Linked DNA regions of Homo sapiens: region 1 is linked to region 2. A link is a loop called in an ENCODE intact Hi-C map of the cell type or tissue named here. Cell type or tissue: IMR-90. All regions are shown on one strand. Each heading gives the region's core, and the rest is flanking DNA. Links, peaks and the distances in the headings are about the cores only.

The links. A loop is a pair of places that touch in the nucleus more often than their neighbours do. Peaks named below come from ENCODE experiments on the same cell type or tissue, not always from the same donor. Only the 100,000 strongest peaks of a DNase experiment are listed, where the experiment ranks them.
Region 1: a loop joins it to region 2, with 2.5 times the contacts of the local background. A loop is called at or near these places in 6 of 110 quality-filtered maps.

What each region holds. Positions count from the first base shown.
Region 1 is chr12:69,055,109-69,063,450 of GRCh38, reverse strand. No RefSeq gene overlaps it. Among named protein-coding and RNA genes, the nearest start is that of TODL, 52 kb to the right of the region's middle. In IMR-90, for the core only: no CTCF peak of the experiment used is centred there; DNase peaks (open chromatin) are centred at 3,800 and 6,520; H3K27ac peaks cover 737 bases.
Region 2 is chr12:68,956,420-68,964,761 of GRCh38, reverse strand. It overlaps a transcript of CPM not described here and the pseudogene PRELID2P1. Among named protein-coding and RNA genes, the nearest start is that of CPM, 27 kb to the right of the region's middle. In IMR-90, for the core only: no CTCF peak of the experiment used is centred there; DNase peaks (open chromatin) are centred at 1,411 and 4,481; H3K27ac peaks cover 1,254 bases.

The sequences.
Region 1 (8,342 bases), core at 210-8,209, 99 kb before region 2:
CACATCTACTGTTTTTTTTTAGGATAAATACTTAGAATTGCTGTATGAAAGAGTATAAATATTTTAAAGGCATGTGATACACCATGCCTAATTAACTCCAGAAAGATGTTTTAATGTTCAATTCTACCTTTCTGAGTTGGGCCCTGTTTTAGGTTGGCCAAACTTTGGAAATCATTCCCTTGTGCCATCTAGGCCTCACTTTGGTTACTTAAATCACAAGAAGGTAGAAAACTTAGGTTGCAGGAGACACAAGTTTCAGATAAGAAGAGAGAACCCAGTCAAAGGGTTTTCCTTGTCCCTTTATTTCCTACTTAAGACAGAGCTAAGCAGCATTCAGACATCCCCTCTGCTCTCTGCCAAAGTGACATAACGCTGAACATCTGAGAAGTCCAGGATTTCTGAACTGACTCAGTTCAGTTTGGACAAAAAGAAGGATAAAGAGGGTTTTGTCCACAAATCACAGCCAAGCTCAGTGGGGTGACAGTTTCTGGGCCCTTTGGTTACCTCGCCTTGGTCAGAAATGGTAGACCAAGGCGGCCTCTAGTCACAGTCCCTTTCCTCTTTTATTACAGACTCAATACCAATTGTCCTTCCTCATTTAAGACACTGTTTTCTAATGAAAACATTAAACAACATGCAAGCAAACTTTTTGGTTGAGAAGGAACTTCTCACAAGAATTCTGCAAACATTGCATGTTTCTTTTTTTAATTCTCTTTGTTCCAAATATTTAAATATTTTGTCTGCCTTCAGGGAAAAGGATTCACAGATCCTAGTAGAAAGTGCTTACTTCTACCTTCTGAAAACAGGAAATAATAGGGACTAGCACATATACAGTACCTACTCTGTGCTAGCAGTGTCATAAACACTTTATGCCAATTTATTCACTTTATCTTTGTAATAGCCTGCTCTTGTAGATATTATTGTTGACATTTTTATCTCCATTATACAGATGAAGTAATAGAGGCACAAGAAGTTAAATAATTTACAACTAGTACATGGCAAAGCCGAAAGCGCAGCTTGGCTTAGGGATCAAGCTCAACAGCATTACACCTGTGGGCTCCTGACTCCCTCTGTGATCCTGGCTGAGATCTTGCCTCACAGGCCCTTTATTTTTCATTCACAGCAAAATAGACAGACATGACTGGAAAGGGTCCCTTTCAGTTATTGTAGTGGCTCCTGGATTATCTTCCTACCTTTGTCCATATCTTTCCTTCCTAATCCCTATTCCCTTTTCTTCTTTGTCCAATTTTATCTATTTAACACCATTTCTCTTCTGCCTTCATCTGGCTATGGTTTTTGGTTCTCTCACCCATGCTTAAAACCTATGAAATCAGTGTGGCTCAGAGTGGCTCAATCCCTTTCCCTACCTCTCAGCCCAGTTTTCAGGCTGACAGTGGTTACTCTACATTTGAATTGCAGTAACACTTAATTATAACTGTGACAGCAGCAGGTATGACATGCAGAAGACAATACATAGAATTGATTTAGTAAACATATGTATACACCTATGAAAAGTATTTCCATTATTCGAGTAGACAAAAGAAATACTTTTACTTGGAAGCTTAAGGGCAGCAGGGAACAGAACCATGCCTTCTGTAGCTGGCATGTTTATATCAAGGTTGTTTATGAGAATTTGTCATGTGCTTGCTTGCCATTCCTCCAAGGCACACAGTGTAAGCTCTCTTTTGCAAATGGGACTCTTGAGAGTGAAGAGGTAAGGTGAGCTGATTCCAGTGGGTCTGAGGCAAGGCCAGATGTGTACCAGTGCTCCATCCTGCTGGTTCAGATGCTGATCCAGAGGCCTGTGCTCTCTGATTCCCTTGCTATTGATGTCATATGATATAATGAACCAGAAAATCTAGGCCTGAAGATTAACATCTTCCTCTTTGGAAAGAAATCTTCCTCTTTGCCAATGACAAGGCCAAGATATGGGTTATAAATTCCTGTAAGAAAGAAACATCAGCCGGCTTAAAAGGAAAAATCACCCACCCCACCTACATTTATCAGTGATAGCTGATAGGACTATCAGATACTGAAGAAGTGAAAAGGCAGGTCTCACCCACACCCTATGCAGTGACTCTCTGCAATCTTTTAAATGTGCTGGTGGTTTCACACAAGGTATCCAATCTGCCCCGAATGCCCCTCAGTTTGTATGTCATTTTCTTTTCTTATAAACCATTCTGTCTTTTTTCTCTCCCCCCCCAACACTCTGTATATACATATACCTATATTGTACACATGTATGCATATGTATACATGCATAGATGTAATCACACCTTTTAAGCTATATTTTTCCCTTTTTTTCTTAGCTCACCCTTTCTTCTTTCTTCCCCTTCTTCTCACATGAGCCGCTCTCCAAAGGAAACCATGTTGTTTACATGACTGTTTCTTCCATAGTTTTACCAATGCTCATCTAATGCTATTTAAATAAATATGTAAACACACAAATGCATTTTCACACATACATTTTATACAGGTGCATGCCATTCTTTTTTTTTACAAAGATGAGATCATATTATATGTACTTTTTTTTTTTTTTTTAAATGAGTGTTGCCCTGTCTGTTGTCCAGGCTGAAGTATAGTGGTGCAATCTTAGCTCACTGCAACTTCCGCCTCCCAGGTTCAAGCGATTCTCCTGCCTCAGCCTCACGAGTAGCTGGGATTACAGGTGCTTGCCACCATGCTCAGCTAATTTTTGTATTTTTAGTAGAGATGAGGTTTCACCATGTTGACCAGGCTGGTCTCGAACTCCTGACCTCAAGCAATCCGCCTGCCTGGGCCTTCCAAAGTGTTGGGATTGCAGGCGTGAGCCATCGCACCCAGACTGTATGTACTTCTAGCCAATTTAAAATAAATCTTTGTATAAAATGATGTTGATACTAATTTTTCAGCATTATTTGAATTAAAATATTTTTTCCAGGTAAGTAAATTCTAGTATCAACAATATTGTACCTTGTACCTGTTCTGTCCAAAACTTCTTGTATGATATGAGGTTTTTGGGGTTTTGTGAGTTTTGTTTGTTTTGCTTTGTTCTGAGAGAGGGTCTCCCTCTGTCACTCAGGCTGGAGTGCAGTGGCTCAATCTCAGCTCACTACACCTCTACCTCCTGGGCTCAAGTGATCCTCCCATCTCAGCCTCCTGAGTAGCTGGGACCGCAGGCACACGCCACCAAGCCTAGCTAATTTTTAAGCTTTTTCTAGACACGGGGTCTTGCTATGTTGCCCAGGCTGGTGTGGAATTCCTGGACTCAAGTGATCGTCCCACCTCAGCCTCCCAAAGCTGGGGTTACAGGTGTGAGCCACTGTGCCTGGCATGATATGAGTTTTTAATATTATATAAACACATGTCTATCTTTGTATTTATTTATTTATTTATTGAGACAGGGTTTCACTCACATCACCCAGGCTGGTGGAGTGCAGTGGCATGCTCTTAGCTCACTACAACCTCTGCTTCAAGGGCTCAAGCAATCCTCCTTCCTCAGCCTCCCAAGTAACTGGGGCTATAGGCAGGCACCACCAGGCCTGGCTAATTTTTGTATTTTTAGTAGAGGTGGTGTTTCACCATGTTGCCCGGGCTGGTCTCAAACTCCTGACTTCAAGTGATCCATCTGCCTCCGCCTCCCAAAGAGTTGGGATTACAGGTGTGGGCCACCGTGCCCGGCCTATCTTTTCTATTATAGCTTCTTGAGTTTCCTCTTTATCTTCTTCTCTCATCTAATCCTTCTGACTCACACTTACTCAACTTCCCAGAATCAACTCAAACTCAGAAGTCACCTCTTAAGTATCAACTTCCCTGACTCACCCTTCCTTCCATCCCAGGCAGGGTTAATTCTCTTTCCTCTGTGCAAACCTCCTTAGCACACATTGAATTGTTCTTGTCTGAGTTTGTCAGCCCCACTGATTACAAGCTTCTAGAAGGCAGACTCAGTATCCTATTCACCTTTACCAAATCCAGCAGCAAACAGAGTGCTTTAAATGCCACTACTCGATATTTCATTGACAAATTACATATTTCAATGTTTTTATGTAAATTTTTATTTTATACCTAGTGTAAATGATTTAATCAGTGCTTCCAAAAAGCAAGCTGAAAGCAAAAGATTAGGTTAACTTGATATTCCTGAATGAGATGACAAGAGTGTATACATGTGATGCTTAGTGGATCTTTTAGGGGGGAAAAAAGCATTTATTCATTTTACCATAGACTCTGAATTACTACACAGAGGGAGACAAGTCAAGAACCAGTGCAATATTTGTCCTGTGCCTGACTTGTTTCACTTAACACATTGTCCTCCAGATTTATCCATATTCTCACAAACGACAGGACTTTGTTTTTTATGACCAAATAGTATTCCATCATATGTATATAACACATTTAAAAAATCCATTCATTTGTTGATGAACACTTAGGTTGATTCCATATCTTGGCTATTGTGAATAGTGCTGTAATAAATATGAGAGTACAGATATCGCTTTGACATACTGATTTCATTTCCTTTGTATATATACCCAGCAGTGGTATTGCTGAATCACGTGGTACTTCTATTTTTAATTCTTGGAAACTCCATACTGTTTTCCATAATGGCTGTACTAATTTACTTTTCCACCAACAGTGTATAAGAATTCCCCTTTCTCCACACATAAGGACAAATACTGCATGATCTCACTCATAGGTGGAATATAAAAAAATGGATCTCATAGAAGTAGATAGTAGAATGGTGGTTATCAGAGGCTGGGGAGAGTAAGGAGGAGAGGGGGATGGGGACAGGCTGTCAACAGGTACAAAGGTACAGGTCCATTGGATGGATACTGCTGGTGTTCCAGGGTACAGTAGGGTGACTATAGTCAACAATAGCGTATTGTATACTTCCAAGTTGCTAGAAGAGAGAATTTTGAATGTTCTTACCACAAAGGAATAAAAAGTGTTTGAGGTGATGTCTATGCTCATTATCCTGATTTGATCATTACACAATGTATAATATATGTATCAAAACATGACATTCTACCCCATAAATATGTACAGGTATTATGTGTCAATTAGAAATAAAATAATCATTTTTAAAATGAATTAATGTGCATTTTTGTAGACATTAAGTCTTTATCAAAAAATTAAATGCCTGAATGTATGATGTGCATGTTTCCAACAATATAAAGTGATTGATACTGATACTCACCGTCCTAAGATGGCCACCATTATGTAGATGCTCTATGGCTTTAGAATTTTAATTTGCTGTCAGAAAGTATTCTGTTGGGTAAAATTTCCTATGGAGTTATCAGATCTTCTTACTTTCTTATTTTCGTCTTTTGTCTACTTCAAATGATTATTGAGGAGAAAAGCTTAGGAATGTAGATATTAAAATGATAGCCTTGACTTTGCCTAATTCTTTTTTTTTTTTTAATTTTCGGACAGGGTCTTGCTCTGTCACTTAGGCTGGAGTGCAGTGATGCAATTACTGCTCACTGCAGCTTCCATCTCCTTGGCTCAAGCCATCCTCCTGCCTCAGCTGCCAGAGTAGCTGGAAGTACAGGCTCAGACCACCACACTTGGCCAATTTTTTTTTTTTAATTTTTAGTAGACATGAGGTCTCCCTGTTTTGCCTGGGCTCAAATGATCCTCCTGCCCCAGCCCCCTAACGTGCTGGGATTACAGGCGTGAGCCACTGTGCCTGGTCTACTTCTTTATCAAAAGGTTTTTTTTTCCCCTTAACAGAACCAGTCACCTTGAAAACTATTGGAATAAAATTATTGTGATTATCTTAAAACCTAGTGTTTGTTCCTGTTTCTGTAACATTTACTATTTGGAAGGCAATAGTAAACTTCAATTTATCTTAAAGTTAAATTTGGCTTAAACCAACATGTAGTTCCTGGAAGATGATAGATACTTAATAAATATTTATTGGATGAAGAACTGATGAATTGTGGTAACTGACAACCTCATTTCTAACTCTGTTAACTCATATATTTGCAGCTGTTTTAAAATACACTCACTATTTTCTAACTTGTTGCTTTAAAAAAAGTTAATCCCCAAAAAGGGCATTTGGCAGAAAGTAATATTGCCCAAGGACCCCAACAGGAAACCTATGTTTGGAGTCTTGCCTCCTTGGCAATTTAGGACCAAAAGCAACTTCTAGTAACAAGCTTATGGAAGCACTCTTTTGAGCGTTGGCTCATACAAATATTTTGTGGTTTTGGTGTCAAGTATAAACAAACTAAAAAACTAAAAATAAATCTAAAAGTAGACCTTTCTTCAGAATTTGACTTGGGAATATGGATCTTACTCTATATGTTACTGGGCAAATAATAAGTATACTAAGGAAGGTATGGAATTTGATATGGACTGCAATGCTAAAAAACACAAAATGACTTAAATCTTCCATCACCACTCAAGCCATTTGGAAGGTAAATCAGAGAATAGAATTTTCTTAAAGAACTTATTAAACAATGTATCAATTCTTTAGCAATAAATAAAAAATAAAAAGCATTGCACAATCTTCCCTTCTTCAGCCAACATTCCACTCTCCCAACGTCTGGGAAACTGGACAGGGAGGAAGCAGACTGCTTCTAATTACCCTGTGGCAGCCAAAGATGGCTTCAACTTTTAAGGTATGAGAATATTAAAAATAGTAAATGTTTTTACAAACCTCTCACAGATATTTAGCTTGAAAAATAAATAAAAACATTCAGCTCTAGTTTTCTTATTTTGCCCTTGGCATCACTTCCCAAGTATTTGATCCTGATGGAAAATTGTGATTTTATTGATGGCCCCCATCAGGATTCTGTAACTCTTCCTTGGGTACTGGAGAAAGAAACAGGTCCTACTGGTGGACCTCACAGTCCAGTGGCTCAATCACAGGGCATTCGGAGGAAGAACAATCTGGCTCTCAGAGGCACCCAACACAAGTGACATTCACTACAACTAATGTTCAGGTGGTAAGACTGCAAAGATGAATCCAAGGCAGAGACAACCTTCCAGAACTCTCTTCCCTTCCAGAGTCTGGTCTCCATTCTCCTGGACCAGGGACTTGCTTCTATTAAAATAAGTCTTGTAATTTCCAGAACAATGAATTCAGACCATGTCAAATTTGTTTCTTTTTTAAGCTAGGGAACTCTAATGAGCCTTCCTCCAAGATTTCCTAGGTCTGAGGAAACTGTGCCTCCTTCAGGGTCTCCAGGAGGAGCACTTCTTACTAAAACTTAGCAGGCAGAAACATTGGAAATGGTTCAAGAGGCAACTGGAGCAGCCATTTCTCTGGTATGTGACGACTGTGGCCCATAGCAGGGACAGCCTCAACTCCAGAATCCTTTAATCTATATCCGTTCTAAGAAGGTAAACCTAATGTGATCAGACTCCAGGGACCCAGCCTCATGTTCAAAGGGCTCCCATGTAGAGTCAGAACATATTTATTGAGCACCTACTTAGTGCCAGGCATTGTGCCAGGCTCTGGAAACACAGTCACGTGCAAGATGGGTTTTTGTCCTCAGAGATCTCACAGTCTAAGAAAAGGAAGCAGGTTCTTACAACAGTGATTATGAAAGTGCTAAGTGCCTCAGGACCACGTGAGAGGGAGCACCCAGGAATAGAGCTGCATCCTACTCTTTTCTCTATTTCTTTCAGAGAAGTTGCCCTTTGATTGGGCAATATTGGTATTCCAGCCTGTGGACATAGGAAGACGGCAAATAGGAAATGATGGTCAATTATATTCAATGTCATCCACATACATTTCGCTCCTCAGCACTGCCTTTGCTGCAGTAACAGACTTTTTCACTTTGGGAAAGTAGGCAGAGTCCAATGTCACTCAATAATCCAGTGACCGGCACTCTTCCTGGTGGCAGGCCTTCTCAAACACCCCTCAATTCTGAGGATGTAAACAGTCAAAAGGCCAGGGGATGTGGCCAAATGTAATATTGTGTTAATGTGAGACTTACAAAGCCTCAGTCCTCATGTGTGTCATCATCTGGACTGTGCATTTTGAACTCTGGATGCTTCTGATTGTGAGCCAAAAAGAGCCACTTAGGAACGTCAACTGTCCATAGAGGGGACTTTCCATTTGATTTTGGTCTTTGTGAGCAATGATTAAGTCTTGCTCCATCTTCCATTGTCTTCCATACAACACAGCCTTAGTTTAAGTTCTTCCAAAGCAGACCTTGAGATGTGGATTCATGGGCAAGGGATGTATAGAGAAAGTGGCCTGTGAGGAGGCCGGGGTGGGGCAGGGGGGAGTTTGAGAAGCAGGACAGGGATGAGAAGGATCTGAGCGAAGGCACGATATCAGGCAAAGTCCCAGCTCCCGCCTGCTCCTGCAGGAGAGCAGCTCAGGAGAATGAATTATGCCTTAGAGCTTGTCC
Region 2 (8,342 bases), core at 146-8,145:
GACTGACTGAGGATACAATCATAGGGTTGTGGAAGATGGTCCTCATGCACTGAGTCTGCCTCTGGGTGGGGGCCATGGGACCGGCTGAGTCATGAGTCAGTAGCGTCGGTCAGTGGCCAAAATGCAAAAGTCTGAAAAACATCTCAAAAGATCAATCTTAAGTTCTACAATCATAATGTTATCTATAGGAGCAATAGGGGAAGTCACAAATCTTGTGACCTCTGGCCACATGACTCCTGAGTAGTAAGGGATTATAGAAACTATATTTTAGCAGAATTTAGGCCACTCCCATAGTTCTAATCTTGCGGTCTTTCATCAGTTTTACAAAGGTGGTTTCAGCTCCTGAACAAGGAGGGGATCAGTTTTAGGGAGGGATTGTCATCCTTGCTTCCACATTAAACTAGAAACTAAATCCCTTCCATGGTTAGCTTCCTATGCCCAGGAATGCGTGAAGACAGCCAGTCTGTGAGGCTAGAAGCAAGATGGAGTTGGTCATGTTAGACTCCTCTTGCTGTCATAATCTTCGCAAAGGTGGTTTCATTAATCATCGGGACTCTTCATCACTGGAGATGACTCTAGATTCTTTTCAGCCCAAAGACCTGGAGAGGAATGTATATAACAAACCTTACTAAACCACCCTTTTCTTCTATTTATTTCCCTATATATTTCCTTCCCACAAGTTACCACCATTAGGAATCCCCCTTTTCCTTTGTCTTGTCAATCTCTGCAATGTATCAAATGTATCACTGTTTGTCAAAATGCTGTGTCACCTCTTAGGTCTAACTGCTTCTCTGCCCCTTCACTTTTCTAGGAAGGCCCCTGTATATATACATGATAAACCTTTCCTCCTGCTAATCTGTCTTTTGTCAGTCTAATTTGCAGGGCCCCAGATACTGAACCTAAGAAGGTAAAGGAAAACATTTTTTTCTTCCCCCACAGTGGTATATGCATACCATGAACTATTATTACTTAGCATTTCAAAGGATGGAAATTCTGACATATGCTATACTATGCATGAACCTTGTGGACATTATGCTAAGTGAAATAAGCCAGTTACAATAAGATGAATACTATAAAATTCCACTGGTGGGAGTGTCTAAAATAGTCAAATTTATAGGGACAGAAAGTAGAATGGTGGTTGTCAGGCACTAGGGGGATGGGGAAATGAGAAGTTGTGTAATAGCCATAGAAGTTCAGTTTTGCAAGGCGAGAATGTTCTGGAGATTAGTTATCTAGGGGCCAAGGGAAAAGTTCCCCTTCTCCCTATGAAGTTTCACTGAAAAATCAACTCACAAAAGGCAGACTAGTAGGAGAAATAACATACAAATGCATTTAATGTGTACATGGGAACCTTCAGAATGAAGACAGAGGAAAGTGCACATTTTTATGCTTAGGTTCAAAAAGTATGTAGAGCTGTTTAGAAATATGACTGGACAAAAGGGTATGATGTAACTTTAACAGATGGAGTGAGGAAACCCAGCAAGGCCTGTCTGTCTAGATTCTTCTTGGCCTCTCTGAGCAGCATTTCTTCCTTCTGCGTATGGGACAGGACCCTTTCTGGAATGGGGGTCTTATGACCTACAATCAAACAAGGTAGGTCCGATCATTTCCTTATGACCAGTTTTTATACAGAATGTAAACCAAAAGTATATGAGACAGGTCCCGATCAATGTAGAAAGTTTACTTTGCCAAGGTTAAGGACACACCCATGACACAGCCTCAAGAGGCCCTGCCTATGTGCCTAAGGTGGTCAGGCCACGACTTTGTTTTATACATTTTAGGGAAACATGAGACATCAATCAATACATGTAAGATGTACATTGGTTTGGTCCAGAAAGGTGGGACCACTCAAAGTGGGGACTTCCAGGTCACAGGGAGATTTAAAGATTTTCTGATTTGCAATTGGTTGAAAGAGTTATTATCAATAGAAAGGAATGTCTGGGTTATGATAAAGGATTGTGGAGACGAAGGTTTTATCGTGCAGGTTAAGCCTTCAGAGAGAACAGATTGTAAATGTTTCTTATCAGACTTAAGGAGTCTGTTCTATCAACAATTCTAAAAGGAAGAGGGTACAATGAGGCATGTCTGGCTCCCCCTTCCCATCATGGCCTGAGCTTGTTTTTCAGGTTAACTTTGGGATGCCCTTGCCAAGAGGAGGAGTCTGTTCAGATGGTTGGAGTACTTAGAATTTTATTTTTGGTTTACAAGAAAGGCGGATGAAAAGTTTGATAATATTTTTAGGTTTTATAGCTGGCTTTCGGGAAAAGGGGTTCTGGTTTCTAGGACCCACGTGGGGAAGAGGGATTCTAGTTTCTATGGCTGCCCTCGGGGAAGAGTGGGACTGAGAGACAGGAGGCGAGCAGGAGAAGGTCAGAGAAAACCTTTTGCTTCTCAGGCTGCTTCTGAGGCCTTCATTTTAGGGTGTTGTTTTCCATGTCCCAACAGTGACACAACAGTGTGAATGTACTTAAAACTACTGAACTGTAGGTTTAAAAATGGTTATGATGGTAAATTCTGTGTTATGTGTGTATTATCACACTTGGTTTTTTTTTTTTTTTTTTTGAGATGGAGTCTCGCTCTGTCGCCCAGGCTGGAGTGCAGTGGCGCTATCTTGGCTCACTGCAAGCTCCGCCTCCCAGGTTCACGCCATTCTCCTGCCTCAGCCTCCTGAGTAGCTGAGACTACAGGCGCCCACCACCGTGCCCGGCTAATTTTTTGTATTTTCAGTGGAGACAGGGTTTCACCGCGTTAGCCAGGATGGTCTCGACCTGCTGACCTCGTGATCCGCCCGCCTTGGCCTCCCAAAGTGCTGGGATTACAGACATGAGCCACCACGCCCGGCCATTATTACCACAGTTTTTTAAAACCTATTTTAAAAAGACCACGAAACACTTTAAACATTAAAAATAATCAAATATTTTTTTAATTGCTTATTTAAATAGACTTATGATGGCTTTTCAACCTACACAGTTGTTGAGTTTTTTGTTGTTGTTTGTCTGTTTGTTTATTTAGTAGAGATGGGGGTTCACCCTGTTGGCCAGGCTGGTCTCGAACTCCTGACCTCAAGTGATCCACCTGCCTCTGCCTCCCAAAGTGCTGGGATTACAAGTGCGAGCCACCATGCCTGGCTCATTCAACTTATACAGTTGTTTTTAAAATAAAAAATACATAAGCCAGGCACAGTGTTGCACACCTGTAGTCCTGATTACTCAGAGGTTGAGGTGGGAAGATTGCTTGAGCCCAGGAGTTCAAGGTCAACCTGGGCAACATGGTGAAACCTCTTCTCTAAAATAAAATATATGTAATAAAAAATTTAGGCTGGGCACTGTGTCTTGCATCTGTAATCCCAGCACTCTGGGAGACCCAAGGCAGGTGGACCACTCGAGCCCAGGAGTTCAAGACCAGCCTGGGCAACATGGCAAAACTCCATCTTTACAAAAAACACAAAATTAGCCAGGCATGGGGGCATGTGCCTGCAGTCCCAGCTACTTGGGAGGCTAAGGCAGGAGGATCGCTTGAGCTCACTGGAGGTTGCAGTGAGCTGAGATCACACCACTGCACTCCAGCCTGGGTGACAGAGCAAGACTCTGTCTCAAAAAAAAATTTTTTTAAGACTATAGGTATTTTCATTATTTTTCTCATGACTCTTCTCATCCTTCTGATATTTGTACCTCAATCCTCAGACCACTGTCCCTGTCTATTCTATTTGGGTAACAACCAGTAAGTGGACATTTACAAATTTCCTAGTTTTTACTGGGGATGACAGTCCCCAATGCTAAGTTGCATCGCCTTTTACCTGCCTGACTGGTATACTAAAAAATCAACTCTCAGTTGTTATAGGTAATCATCATGATTAATAGAAAATATGTTACTCTTTTCACCTGTTCTGCAGATAGGACAAAGTAGGTGCAGAATCGTTAATTCACCTGAACAAGTCATAGCAAAGGTCTCAAATGAGGGCTTGTGCAGGGTCAGCTTTCTGGGCTTGAGACCTGTACAGTCACATAGGTTGCCACATTTAGAGGAGCTCCATGCTTGTTTGATGTTCTCTGTTATCATCTTGACATTTTTAATATATATATATTTTAACAAAAGGCCCCATATTTCCTTTTTGCACTGGGCCCTGCGAATTATCTTGCTGGTCCAGGACTTAGGTCACTGATCTCAAAATATGATGTTCTAGGCTCAGCAGTGGGAAGGGTCGTACAAGTAAAGAAGCATTATCCCTTTTATTCAAGATTCAGCGTAGCTATTTTATACACAATGGTCATACTGATTTTGCTGTAGAGCACTGCAATACTAACACTAGAATCCACCATTTAAAAGGGAAGCTAGAGCCCTCAATAGTTACATCCACGTTTCAGAGAGAAATCCCCACAAAGACGGATATAATTTTCTCATAAATATTTACAAGTTTTAAATAGTTGGATGTTAGTCACCCCATTTATCTTGGTGTTTCCTTGTGAATGAAGCCCATCCAACGTCGACATCGTATTGAGAAAAATCTGTGAAGCTAATGAAGAAAGAAGAATCAAGAGTGCCAAAAATAAATGTTTCCATCCTGAGCCAAAGAATGAATCACTTGTGCATTCATATGTTATAGAAAATGTGATTCCTTTTTTCCAGTTTTACAAGGCCAACACCTATCAGCAACACAAATTCTGACTTTTACTGACTTAGACTAGGTCTCAAAAGCCATAAAAAGGCCGTTCATGGAAATGAACAAAGAATGTATTTGTATCTTTATCTGAGAAGTCATGCCAGAATCCCTTTCAAATCAGCAGGGTAACATTTGGTTTTACATTTGTATGTTTTAGTGAGTTTTATAAACCCTGAAGCTAACCGATTTTTCTTGTAAAGTAGAGAAGTAAACTGATTTTGGGAGAGACGCCTGGGGATATAGCAGAGCTGAAATGTTTGTGCCTTGTTTATTAAACATGATCATCCTCACCAGAAATTACCATAGCATCAGGTTTCCCAGAAGGTTCTGAGGGCCAGAGTTTGTGCTTCACTTCTTCCTTATTCCTAAGGCAACTAACACGATGCTAGCATGTGAGAAGCACCCAGCAAACCCTCTCTTCACCCTCTCTCCAATTTTGGCCTCTCGTGGGAAAACCCCCTCCTTGCCCATGATGTTTCACCCACATCTGTCTTGACTGGGCAATGCCCCCATGCAGCCAACTTTTCATATTCTCTCTTTCACACTTTCATTATAATGTATTTGTCCTTGGTCCAACTGCCTTTGATTTCTAAGATAAAAATGATTTGAAAACTAACTCAGTCTTAAGTTTTGAAGAATTAACAGCGTAGTACAAGACCTCTGTTCTCCTTTAGGTAATTTTTTTTTTTACAATAACAATGATATTTTAAGGCAGTGGCCACTGGAATTAATCTAAAAGTTGAAATGTCTTATTAGGCAATGGGGATTTTGAAACACTTCTGAGTCTCATCATTTAGGTTGCAGTCTATGGAGAGGACTGGCTCTTTCTAAAAGATATTCATTCATTCATTTAATCATCAAACATATCCTGAAGACTTACTCTGTGCCAGGGACTGCTGTGGGTGCTGGGATGCAACACTGAACGGGATGACCAGGACCCTATTCTCATGGCATTCACATTCTGAGGTGGCAGGAATGTATAAATAAGGAGAAAATATGTAATAATAGTAAATGGTATGACGAAGATAAGACAGAGATGTGCAAGGAAATGACAGCTGGGGTGCAGGAACTGGGGGCTACATCTAAGTGGTCAAAGGTCTCTCAAAGAGGATGGCATTGAAGTTGAAACCCGAATAAGAAGGAACCAGACATGGGACGACTTAGGAGAAGAATGTGTCTGGCACAGGGCAGAGCTTGTGCAAAGGCCCTTGGGTGAGAGGCAGATCTGTGTGTTCAGGGCACGTGTGGCTATAACATAGTGTTACCAAGGGATGAGAGGCAGGCGGGGATAGTTCATATAGCGTCTCAGAGGCCAGGAAGGAAGAGGCTTTGGGTTTGATTCTGAGTGTGACTAGAAGCCCCTGGAGTGAAAAGAACATGTTCTGATTATGTTTTAAAACACCCCTCTGGCATTTGAGCTATAACTAGACTACAGGTGCCAGAGAGGAAGCAGGGAGGGGATTAGGAGAGAAACGATGGTATCTCGGACCAAGATGGCAGCAGTGGAGGTGTCACAAACAGCATTAGGAGGTATCTTGGTGATGGAGTTAACAGAACTTCCTGATGTATTGCATTGGTTGGGGTGGGTGGAGAGTCAAAGACTCCTGGGGTTTTGGTTTGAGTAACAGTGTAAGGTGGTTTCATTTCCTGCGACAGAAAAGCTGGGGGTGGAGGGGACTGAGTGGAAGGGGTTTGAGGGGAAAATTAAAAAAGGCATTTAAAAATCCCCTTTTTAAGTCAGGAAACAACAGAAGCTGGAGAGGATGTGAAGAAATAGGAATGCTTTTATACTGTTGGTGGGAGTGTAAATTAGTTCAACCATTGTGAAAGACAGTGTGGCAATTCCTCAAGGATCTAGAACTAGAAGTACCATTTGACCCAGCCATCCCATTACTGGGTATATATCCAAAGGATTATAAATCATGCTACTATAAAGACACATGCACACATATGTTTATTGCGGCACTATTCACAATAGCAAAGACTTGGAACCAACCCAAATGTCCATCAATAATAGACTGGATTAAGAAAATGTGGCACATGTATACCATGGAATACTTTGCAGCCATAAAAAAGGATGAGTTTTTGTCCTTTGCAGGGACATGGATGAAGCTGGAAACTATCATTCTCAGCAAACTATCACAAGGACAGAAAACCAAACACCACATGTTCTCACTCATAGGTGGGAACTGAACAATGAGAACACTTGGACACAGGGCGGGGAACATCACACACTGGGGCCTGTCAGGGGGTGGGTGGCTGGGGGAGGGACAGCATTAGGAGAAATACCTAATGTAAATGATGAGTTGATGGGTGCAGCAAACCAACATGGCACATATATACCTATGTAACAAACCTGCACATTGTGCACATGTACCCTAGAACTTAAAGTATAATAATAATAATAATAATCCCCTTTTTAGTATCTAACATCCAATTAAAAGAGGAGTCATGGCTCAATCCTCAAGAAAGAAACATGATTATATGGAGTCTTTGCCTTATGTGGACACAGTATGCATTTTGGAAGGAAAAGTCAGTCTTCTGGGAAAGTGTGGAAAATCCAAATTGGACAGAACTCATTGAAAAAGGCAAGATTTCAGTCACTGGAGCTGTATTTCTCAACTGCATTTTGGAAACTTTTGCCAGCACATTCTTAAGACAGGGAGCTCAGAAGGGAATTTGAATCATGGAGATGCTACTAAAGGAACAGTATGGTGCCCCCTTAGCTGAATAAAGAATCACCAGAGAGCTGTGTCCATGACCACTTTTTTTTTTTTTTTCTGAGAATCACTGCTTGGTCACAGCACATCACAGACACCATTTCTGGAATACAGGTTTGAGGATACCATGTCAGCAGCTTCAAGAAGAGACCTTCTTGCCAGGACACAAAATGATGCTCTCCTCTGGGAACCTGCTTTGAATAGTGGGATTCAAGGACATGAGACCTTCTTGCTGGATTTTTATGATACAATCTCTACGATTTTACAAATAAAGGAATAAAACCCAGATAAGATGATGTCTACCCTTCCTCGGGGTGGTCTGCTGATTGTCTGGTGATGGCGTCAGGGCAGCCAAAGACAGGATAAAGGCCGAGGAGGGTGTTTGTGCCCTTATGTTATTAGCACCATTGTTCATAGGACTTGTGAGAGGATTCTGGAACCAATAAAGGGGTAGAAACAGTACCTGATTCATAGGTGAACTGGAACAAACAGGAATTTACCAGACCTGTGTTGAAGCTAAGCCATATTTATCGCAATGTTTAAGATTCTCAGAAATCACATTTTATGTCTATCCATAAGTAAAATGGAACTGCCATTAATAGAGCTTTTACAACGTAACATGTGAACTGTGATTTGGTGCTCTGAAAAAACACGGAAGAGTGGGAAGGAAGGTTCTAACCTTGGCTCCTGATAACTTGTTCTATGTGTGGAGCAAATCATTAACCTGTCTGTTTTTTACTGGGCAAATGGGGATAATCAAGCACAGGTCCTTCGGCCAATGGGTTGTGATGATTAAACAAGGTAATTTTGTGCAAGGAGTCCAGGTTTTGGAGTCAGACAGACCTAGGTTTGAATCCAAGTGCTGGTGATGGCAGCAGTGGCCTGTGTGGAGTGGCTGCTGCCATGATGCCAGCTGTAGTGGGGGAGGCGTGGCTGGGGCAGCAGGCTCCATGGAGCCAGTG